Linked DNA regions of Homo sapiens: all the other regions are linked to region 1. The links are chromatin contacts, found by Hi-C or POLR2A ChIA-PET in ENCODE. All regions are on one chromosome and are shown on one strand. Each heading gives the region's core, a stretch centred on a gene start or an enhancer-like site at or near the end of the contact. The rest is flanking DNA. Distances are from core to core; before and after follow the strand shown. Region 1 holds the start of LNC-LBCS (lncRNA bladder and prostate cancer suppressor, hnRNPK interacting). Region 2 overlaps LNC-LBCS (lncRNA bladder and prostate cancer suppressor, hnRNPK interacting). Region 3 has its middle 14 kb from the start of ID4.

Region 1 (3,299 bases), core at 291-2,790:
GCAGCAATTTTAGAAAATCAATGTTTCACCGAGTTTCTCATTTTAGATGAATAACAAAATGAGTTCAAATTTTTATTTGTGTTGACTACCACCAGCAGCGACCCGTGGGAAGTAAGTGAAAAGCAAGTATTCCTATTTTGACTACACATTCTAATGTATTGGTTATTTATATTTATGATCACCAACTATTATCTATTAGACTTCTCCGGATTTAACTGTTTAGGAAGTGAGCTGTAGACATACAGAAACCAAGGATTATTTTGAGCCAATAAACAGTGACTTGACCAACCGAATGCCTTGTGTGGTTATTAATCATTCCATATCACCATCATCAAAAGACACTGTGCATCTACTCAGCTGGGCCAGGGGATTAAAGGTTTACGAAAGAGTCCCTCCTTGCCTTTAAACGGTTTAAAGTCTGTTTGAGGATGGGTCCAAATACATAAAATGATGAATAACAAAGCGAAGAACATGCTGAAATCTGGACTGACAAAAGAAAAGGGCCAAAGGGCTTGTTTTTACTGGAAGTATTTTTGCATAAGCTGGGAAGGGAGTTTGCATCTTCTGGACTCATAGATCAGACAAATGAGCAGCTTCAACAAAGCAGATTTATGCTATCCACCAGGAGGGTTTTGCTTAGTTGTCAGTTGTGGACTTTCTTCCAAAAATGCAGCTGTTTTGAAGCAAGAAATCTGGCACCAAAAAATAAATAAAATGAAAATTTAGAATAAGAATTACCTCCCACCCAACTCTAATCAACAGCTACGTCTCCCTTTCCTCCACCTTCAAGATTTAAAGGTCTGGGGTGGAAACTGGAGGTGTGGGGGGGCGAATGAGCTATTTGCCTTGCCCCAAGACCACCAATCTCCTGTGTGTGTGTCTCTCTCTCTCCAAATACGACCCTCACACACTCTCCAATTTACACTGCTACAACTTCCCAGATTTGTTTTACCTTCTGGAAAGATTTATCCATTTGGAAGCGTTCTTGAAGTTGCTAACTGTCGTGAAGTTCGATTTGAAAGCAAAACAATGACCGCGTTTTAACAGACAGTGCAAATTCTTTTTAAAAAAAAGTTGTTTTGTGATTATGGGAGATAATCAACAGCTACTCAGACATTCTTCTCTTAAACAGCTGAGGTTTATCATTTTCGCTATTATGACAATGAATTTTTTCCTCCTTTGCTTTCTGCCTTTTGGCAGGAGCCTCGACTCTGCAGGTGTTAGCGCTGTAAGGGCCGAACCCAACCGCCAGAATGTCTGCCGAGCCTAGCATGGGATGCTGCCCAGCAAAACAGCACCCAGGGAGAGGGCGACTGAGGAAGACAGCCTGCAAGCGCGCTTCAGAAAGGACTGGGACCAGAGCCCTAGAAAACTACAGCGAGTGGATTCCCTGGCAGGGGAAACCCGCGAGAGCCTGGGAAAAAAAAAAAAACGAGAGGGAGAGAAAAAAACTCACCCGGGCGCCCTGAAGCCCAGCGCAAGCAAGCGAGTGAGCGCGCAGGCTGGCTGGGCTGCTCCAGCTGGAAGTCATTGTGCGGGCTGGCGTCTGCGTTGTCAGGGCGACCGCCCGGCCGGCGCCAGCGGAGCGGGGGAGGCGGGCTCCGTGAATGGGTGACGTCACGCAGCCGGCGCCAGGCAGTCTGGGCGGCCGAGCCAATGAATCAGCTGTCCGGGGGAGGCAGCGCAGCGCGGCGCGCGGGAGCTGGGTGCAGGAATGCGCCTGGAGCCGCGCGGCCCGGGAGGGCGCGAGACGTCTCCGCCCGCCTGGTCGCCCCGCGGCGGCCAGAGGTCCCAGCGTCCCAGGCTCGGCCATTCCGGTGCCCCCCACGCCCAGTCTGCGGCTGTGCCCGCGTCCCTAGTTTTCCGCCGGTTACCCCCACGGGCGCGCGCTCTGCGGGGAGGCCCACGAGCTGGGGGGGCCGCTGGGGTGGTGTCAGGATGTTTTCACTTACTGCGACTGTGGCACTTATTTAAAAGGAAACATACAATAAAACTTGTCCTTGTAGATAAAATAGACTTTGAAAGTATTGATGAATTCACTGCCACCTTACTGTGCTCTCCGCATTGTGCTGGGTGTTGGGTATCACAAACAATGAAAGGACCAGGACTCGGAAGTTCCCAAAATTGAACTGGGTAGAAAAAAGTGTAAGGAACTCATGATTCAGACTTACAGCCGACTGCTCTTCCAATATTCTATAGTGTGGGACTATAGGGCGCCTTTAAGGTTCTAGAAGGCAAATGGCTCCAAAGATTTCCAATTTTTTGGTGTTTTTGTGTTTTGCATTACCTCTGTCCTGCTTTGCTCTCCATTACAGTGTCCTGTAGGTGGCCAAGTACTGGGTTAAGGTCATTTCAGTATGCCCAGCATTTGACGCTCTCCCTGACTCCTGGTAAGGACTGGACATTGTTGATGGGTAATCCACAATGCAAGAGCAAATAATTTTAAGGCTAGAGTAAAAGGAGTACTTCTGAATTCCTAAACATCTTTTTGGGTGCTTACTTGTTGGTTTCTGGTGGTTTTTCAAGAGTAGTGATGCATCATTACTGAAACTGGAAAACCAGAGTGTGGCCCAGACTCACATTATAGTAGATGTCGTTAAATCAGCCCTTCCTGCTGAAGTCTGTGCCCCCCTTTTTAAATCTGGAAGATGAGATCTGGTGAGATATTCTCTTAAGACTCATGAAGTTCTAGCAGTCTATCATTGTATTTATCAACCTTTCAAACGAATGACTTTATTCCTATCACAGTATGTGATATATGTGACATTCATTTAACAAACACTTCAGGGTCCCTGCTATGCAAATACTATGTACTGGAAGTTTTAACTGAAATTTTTTTGGAATAAAAGTTAAGGGCCTGGCGGCTCATGCCTGAATCCCAGCACTCTGTGGGGCCGAGGGAGAGTTCGAGACCAGCCTGACCAACATGGTGTCCGGAATTGGTGGGTTCTTGGTCTCACTTACCTCAAGAATGAAGCCGCAGACCCTCGCGGTGAGTGTTACAGTTCTTAAAGGCGGCGTGTCTGGAGTTTGTTCCTTCTGATGTGTTCAGTTTCTTCCTTCTGGTGGGTTCATGGTCTCGCTGGCTCAAGAGTGAAGCTACAGACCTTCCCCGTGAGTGTTACAGCTCATAAGGCGGCCTGTCTGGAGTTGTTCATTCCTTCTGGTGGGTTTGTGGTCTCGCTGGCTTCAAGAGTGAAGCTGTAGACCTTCACGGTGAGTAGCACACAGCTCATAAAGGCAGTGGGGACCCACAGAGTAAGCAGCAGCAAGACTTATTGCAAAGGGCGAAAGAATAA
Region 2 (3,299 bases), core at 470-2,969, 45 kb before region 1:
TGTCTTTTGAGACAGAGTCTCACTCTGTCTCCCAGGCTGGAGTGCAGTGGTGCAATCTCGGCTCACTGCAACCTCTTCCTCCTGAGTTTGAGCAATTCTCCTGCCTTAGCTTCCCAGGAAGCTGGGATTACAGTCTCCTGTCACCACGCCCAGCTAATTTTTTTGCATTTTTAGTAGAGACAGGGTTTCACCATGTTGGCCAGGCTGGTTTCGAACTCCTGATCTCAAGTGATCCACCCGCTCTGGCCTCCCAAAGTGCTAGGATTACAGGCATGAGCCATCACACCCAGCCTCCTCACCAGTTTTACCCCTTTGGGTTCTCTCCCTGTGGTTACTGTGGCAGCCCCCATGCTAACCCTCAGGAATACCATGCTCTTCCATTAATATTCTGAGTCATGTATGGCTAAAACTTCTTTTCTTAGTGCCTCTAACATAGCAGATGCTGACTGGAACACCCAGGTCTTTATTCTGTATTAAAATACAACGCTGACAGGAGCAGGGGAAATAGAGAAAACAAGAAAAGGAAAGAAAGAAAGGGAAGTCACATGCTATGACTCTGTATCTAGGGGCTTTATATGTCTGGGAGCTATTTCATTTTGTCCCCACATCAATCAGATAGGGAAGGTTTCATTATTCATGCTTTGTAAGTGGTACAAGACTCAGAGATTTAGGAACTTGCCCAGAATCAATCATTGGTAAATGACAGAGCTGGAATCCAAACCCAGGTGTGCATGACCTCACAGAGTAAGGTCACACCTGGCTCACATCAAGGGCTTGCTCACTTGAGGGCACCAAAGGACCCCCACAGCCTCTCCGTTAAGTTGCTTAGGTTCCCCAGTAACTCCCCATAACCAATCTATCTCTGTAGGGAAGCTGCTGACACCTTCCAAAGGGAACCACCTCTCTGACACCTGACTAAGCTCATGGGTCAGATCAAAAGAAACACCCTGCCGCCCACCAGGATTTGTCTCTCTGGGTTTTGGCTGTCCAGCCTCAGACACTCTTTCCAAGGTGACTGATACCCACTCAAATCCAGTAGATCCCTGACCTTTACACACAGACCACCACACAACAGTTCCTTATGACCACACAGGCTTCCATATGCCTTCCACACAGCAGTTACACATAATATAACAACGGAGAATACTTCCCCTACAGACAATAGTAGCCTATTCTTACCTGAGGAGGCTACTAATTGTAGAAAGGAGGAAGAATAAGGTAGAAACAACTGTAAGCAAATGGGCTTAAAGAGAAGAGCAGTTTGGGTGTTAACAAAATCAGTCCCTTTCCCCTTTCTCCGTGAAGATCCTGCTCATTTCTGAGGCTCAGCACAGATTCCTCATCCTCGTGAAGCTTTCTCTGTTGTCTCCATGTAGTCCCAATTTACCCATTCTCTCATCCCATAATGTTTTGTTTATACCCTTTTTATTCCCCTAAAATTATGCTGTCCTATGATATAATTAGTTGTTTATGGTCCTCCACCCCAAGTAAAGTGAAAGCTCCTTGTGAGCAAGGATTGTGCCCAGTCTTACGCAGTTCCCCAGGCATGTGCGAGGTAGTAACAGTAGTAATAACAGTAATGGTAATGGCCACCATTTATTAAGTACTTACCACTGAGTACTCCTATCCATGCAACCCTTGCAATAAGGAACATTACCTGTCTTTTACAGATGTAGACACCAAAGTTTAAAATGACTAAGCAGCTTCCCCAAAGTCACACAACCAGTATATGGCTTCCATCCCACATCTGACTAACTCCCAAAGGATGTGGTTTTTCCCAGTCACCTCCAAATAAGTGTTTACTGAAAGAATAATAGTAAAACTTCACCCGTTTCCCAATTTTCCTCTGCAAATGCCTCCAAGTAAATTAAACAGGCAGAAGAGATTTTCTGTTGTTGTTACTGTCCAATAGGGTCCTGCCGAAGAAATCCAAATTTCATGGGCTTGTACTTCTAAGAGTCATCAGTAGCTCTGACATAAACATGTATGCATATAAAAAATAAATATGTATCTAAAGATACACCATTTTACTTTTATCTCTTCCATTATTTAGGTGGTCCTCTTATACTGGAGATATTCTTTTACCTATTATGAAGCAAGCCGGCTGACTCACTACTGTTCTAATGATAGTCTGTCTCCCTGACAACTCCTATAGATACCCTGGGGATACTCACACCCTGTGGGAAGGTATAAAACAAACCAGAGAATTTTCTGAGATCTATATTAGTATGTATTAAGCAATGTGAACTCAGTATTTTCATTTTTAATAGAATGAAAAATCTATAAGAAAACTAAATAGTCTTCAGATTATTTTCTGTGGGGAAAAAATGATTCATTCCTCGATTAATCAAGCTTCATGGCACTGCGCACAAAATCCGTTTGCCAGAGGTCAGTGCTGTGAATATTAAATGGTTTTTGTGCTAGAATATTTAGATTATCCTAGCTTTTGGATACAAAGACTATTCCTACTCCGCTGAGGCAGAGAAGTGTCTTCTACCTGATGATAGTGTGAATCGGACATGAGCAGACAAGCCATGAGGAATATGAAATTACCATTATTGATGGTGGGGAAGTTAGAAGTAAAGAAAGAAAAATAAAGATAAGGAAGTCACACAAACACACTTAAAGACACATTCTTGGGAGAAGAGAATAGGAAAAGAGATGCTATGGCCACTATGGTACATTGGGCAGCCAGGATCTTCTATAATGACCAAAGCGATAGGCTAACAACAGTATAAATCTCCATTGATGTTATAAGGTTTAAAAAATGTCTTTCACTCATTTGGTTCATCAATGAATCAAATTAATTTTTTTTAACAAATTGACTAGGGTTATTAACTCTGTTGGGCTGTTATTGGGAAAACAAGAAAATAATAAAAGATGGTTTTTTCCCTTGGGGCTCTCATAGTCTCCACTGCACATATATTGAATGCTTGCCCTGGGCCAGGCACTGTTCCCATGTCTGTTGGCCCCACTAGACAAGAAATCTTCAAATGTAGGAAAAGACAACCACGTAAGAAAACCATTATGATGAGGCATAATCAGTGCTAACGGTGGGATGGCCTTGGGATATATTATCAATATATTATTAATATATTGATTGAGATTATCTTGATTAATGACTAAATGCTAACTACATTGCGTGGCAACATGGGCCTGAGACACTCTGCCACTTTTGAAAAACAACAGAGAAAATTAGCCAGGGATGATAGCCAGTGCTGTAGTCACAACTACTCACTCGGGAGGCTGAGGCATGAGAATTGACTGAACCCAGGAGGCGGAGGTTGCAGTGAGCTGAG
Region 3 (3,299 bases), core at 492-2,991, 47 kb after region 1:
TCAGTACATAGTAGAATCATTTATATTATCAGAGCATTTCTTTTTTTCAGTATTTATCTTAGGAGTTGTTTCTTTTAAAAATTCCTATTTGTTCTGATGCATATATTTCTTTTTTTTTACAGATCATTTTTCTCTTATAAAAATTCTGTAAACACAGCCATTCTTTCTGTATTTGTAATTTGAGGACCGACTGGAGTTATTCCTGAGAGGGCTATGTTCCTGAGAGAACAAAATTATTGTTTTTGAAACTCTAGAGAGAACTGCTCTGGCAAAAGAAATGTATCTTTTCATCTACAGTCATTCTGAGGTGAAAGATCTCATGATCACTCTGGACTATACAACCCACAAGCAGACTTCAAGGATACCTACAGGAACCCCAGAAGTCCTGATTGATCACACAGGCCCTAAAGACCCTATCAACTTGTTTATCAACTTGCAATTCTAATTTCCTGAGAGTAAAACACCAGTAAAAAATAATCTCCTCCCTCAATATTCTAGAGAATGCAAAGAAATACACAGTCACTGTAGACCTGTGAGCTTTTGCCAAGTTTGGTTTTCATTATTATACATATGAAGAGAATCATCTTCGCCAAAATCTATAAAGGGGCTGATTAACTCAGCTCTGTAGTAATTGTTTCATATTAAATCAGTCCAAAAGTTTAGGGCATGTTTCTCAGGAACTCTTTATCTAGCATCAGGTATGTATCTAAACAGTATAGTATCTGTTAATTTTGAAGTTATATAAAAAAAGAAAATGTGCATTTTCACACGTCTTAGTAGAAGCTCTTTACAGTTTATATAATCCAATGTTGATAGAGTAAAATTTTTTTATTCTTTCCAGTAATCAAAAAGTAGTCAAAATAAACAAAAGTTTCAACTTTTAGAGGTATCATTTTTTAGATTAGATTGCTTATATGGTTTGATGCTTTCTTAGAAGGTTGAATGATTCTAAAATGCTTTTAAGAAAAACATCAAGAATAAAAAGAATTACTTAAAACCAGGTCAAATAAAAAAAGATTATCAGAGATCTCATAAGGCTTGCAATATCATTTCAAGATTTATTTTAAAAGTAAGATTGCACTTTGTTCACTATTCTTCCCCTGCCAAAAGACACAGAACTTCCTTGTGAAACTGTGTTTAGGATCCATACCATAATATCATCTTTTCCAGGAAACTGAATCATAAAGAGGTCTATAGGGTGATCCTAGGAATGAAATCCCAAAATTCCGCAGGATGGGGCTAAGGTTTGTATTTTCAACCTGAGAACTTCAGGCTGCTTCTCCTTCAGCAACCTCCTCCTCTTCTCCACTGCAGCTCCCCCCAGCCTCCCTGAAGTCCCAGGGAGCTGGGGCCTGTCCTTCCTAACACAAACTTTCTTTCTTCTGGAAGTGCTGGAAAATCTCAGAGAGACTCACTGTCTCCCACATCCTGTAAATTTACCCAGGAGAGAAGCACTGTGCACACTTTGTGAGGAGGGTCGCGCTCATTGGAGAGACTCGGTGAAAGCAACGAGGAGACTGTACAAGCACACACGCAGCCTCTTCACCTCACACTCCACAGCTATTTCTCATGCACTCTGGCCTTAACTTTGCTGACCTTGCCACCGCAAGGTTTTATATCACTAAATAACAGAGCACGAGGCTGCCATGGTGGACAATCTGCCTGCACTTGCCCCTCCACATCACCAAAGCTCCTTAGATCCCATTCATCAAATATTTGCTTTTACACTTAAACACACAATTTATGAAACACAATTTCTGGTTCACCTAACCCTTGCATGACGTGAGTTTTGAAAAACCAGTAAATTTTCCTGCTGACATTCCTCAAGTTACACGCTTTCCTGGTCCTACAGGCAGTGCAAGTTATCTGCTGCCCTCTTTTGAATTTTAGGGCACACTGCACTCCTAAATAGGGCCTATTGCCTGAAGACAGCCTCTTTTCCCTGTCTAGGGGCTGCTTCAACCTTCTGGCTAATCCAGAGCCTACTGGAACAGCACTTTAACTCCCCTTTTGAGTGCTACTTTCTCTGCTGGTGTTCTTCCAAAGCAAAAGCAAAACCAATTTTATGAAGCAGCAAAAGAAGTATAAAGCATGCTATTACTTGTTCTTTTCTTTTTTCCCAGCTTATTGAGGTATAATTGACAAATAAAAATTCCATATATTTAAGGTATACAACTTGATGTTTTCACATATGTATACATTGTAAAATGATCATCGCAATCAAGCTAATTAACTTATCCAACACCTGATATCATTACCATTTGTGTGTGTATGTGTGTGCTGACAACACTTAAACGCTCTACCCTCTTATCAAATTTCAAGTATACTGCACAATATCATTAACTATTGCCACCATGTTGTACACTGGATTTCCAGAACTTATTCATCTTGCGTAACTGAAAATTTGTACCCGTTGACCAACATCTCCTTACTCCCCCAGCCTCTCCCCATAACTACCCTTCTAAACCTGCTTTGATGAGTTTTACCTTTTTACATTCCATATATAAGTGAGGTTATACAGTTTTCTGTTTCTGGTTTATTTCACTTAACATCCTCCAGGTTCATCCATGTTGTCACAAATAGGAGGATTTCCTTCTTTTTTAAGGTCGAATAATATTCCAGTATGTATATATACACTACATTTTCTTTACCTATTCATCCATTGACAGATGCTTAGGTTGTTTCCATAACTTCGCTATTGTAATTTCATTTCTTATCCGCCTGCCCCCTCTGGGCTGATCTATTAATTCCCCTAAAGTGTCTGCATGTAGTTCTGTTGATAAAGATACTGAAATGAAGAAGTATGCCAGAATACGATTTGCAAGCCTGTCCAGCTGAAGATAGCCATCCTTCCCAGACAGTAGAGGTTGAGGTTCTCACAGCAGTGACAGGTCACAGGGACATAGGCAGCCCTTCTAGGAAGTTAAACCTGCTGGGCTAGGCACGGCTCATTAACCCAGGTTTTGTGCAGACCTCCCCAACAACTGCTCTGCTGCAATGGGAGCATTCTCCAGTAACCATTGGTACCATGGCCCCTCCCTCAACCCCTCCCTCATAACGTCTCCCTGTGCTACCCTGACGTCCCTGGATAATCAACGCTCCTATTTCCTAGTGCCTACCAAACACGAGAAAGAACAGGTGAACATGACCCCTAAAAATAAAAAGAAAGAAACTATTGCCAACTTTTCCTCAAAATCATGCGGGGTTTTTTGGAGGACAAGAAGATAGCAACAATATAGTGCTGAGAAAAATCATAATATTGTGTCTGGAATTGGTGGGTTCTTGGTCTCACTGACTTA

What was found. Hi-C counts contacts between places; a loop is a spot of excess contacts on that map. ChIA-PET counts read pairs that join two places held with the same protein, here RNA polymerase II (POLR2A). Pooled maps may share reads with other maps.
Region 2: a loop to region 1 is called in a map of PC-9, with 8 times the contacts of the local background. The contact joins the enhancer-like site here to the promoter of LNC-LBCS in region 1. A Hi-C loop is called at or near these places in 3 of 168 maps with a recorded cell type or tissue (PC-3, PC-9 and ascending aorta) and 1 of 50 pooled maps. POLR2A ChIA-PET finds 5 or more read pairs at or near these places in 3 of 52 experiments (AG04450, HEK293 and PC-9).
Region 3: a map of Caco-2 shows a loop between it and region 1 (4-fold over the local background). The contact joins the enhancer-like site here to the promoter of LNC-LBCS in region 1. A Hi-C loop is called at or near these places in 21 of 168 maps with a recorded cell type or tissue (Caco-2, Calu3, HepG2 and 17 more), 1 of 37 single-sample maps with no recorded cell type and 24 of 50 pooled maps. POLR2A ChIA-PET finds 5 or more read pairs at or near these places in 5 of 52 experiments (AG04450, HEK293, OCI-LY7 and 2 more).

The regions. Positions count from the first base shown.
Region 1 is chr6:19,803,219-19,806,517 of GRCh38, forward strand. It overlaps LNC-LBCS (lncRNA bladder and prostate cancer suppressor, hnRNPK interacting), which reads right to left and starts at 1,541. Exons shown (of 4, transcript NR_134651.1): 1 at 1,457-1,541. RefSeq lists a silencer at 1,460-1,509.
Region 2 is chr6:19,757,557-19,760,855 of GRCh38, forward strand. The region is part of intron 2 of LNC-LBCS (lncRNA bladder and prostate cancer suppressor, hnRNPK interacting); the gene reads right to left. Among named protein-coding and RNA genes, the nearest start is that of LNC-LBCS, 46 kb to the right of the region's middle. Within about 2 kb of position 1,720, at least 2 of the 41 ENCODE cell types and tissues checked have a DNase peak (open chromatin) inside an H3K27ac peak, as active enhancers do; they include PC-3, where a contact is called at or near this core.
Region 3 is chr6:19,850,150-19,853,448 of GRCh38, forward strand. No RefSeq gene overlaps it. Among named protein-coding and RNA genes, the nearest start is that of ID4, 14 kb to the left of the region's middle. Within about 2 kb of position 1,742, at least 3 of the 41 ENCODE cell types and tissues checked have a DNase peak (open chromatin) inside an H3K27ac peak, as active enhancers do; they include Panc1, where a contact is called at or near this core.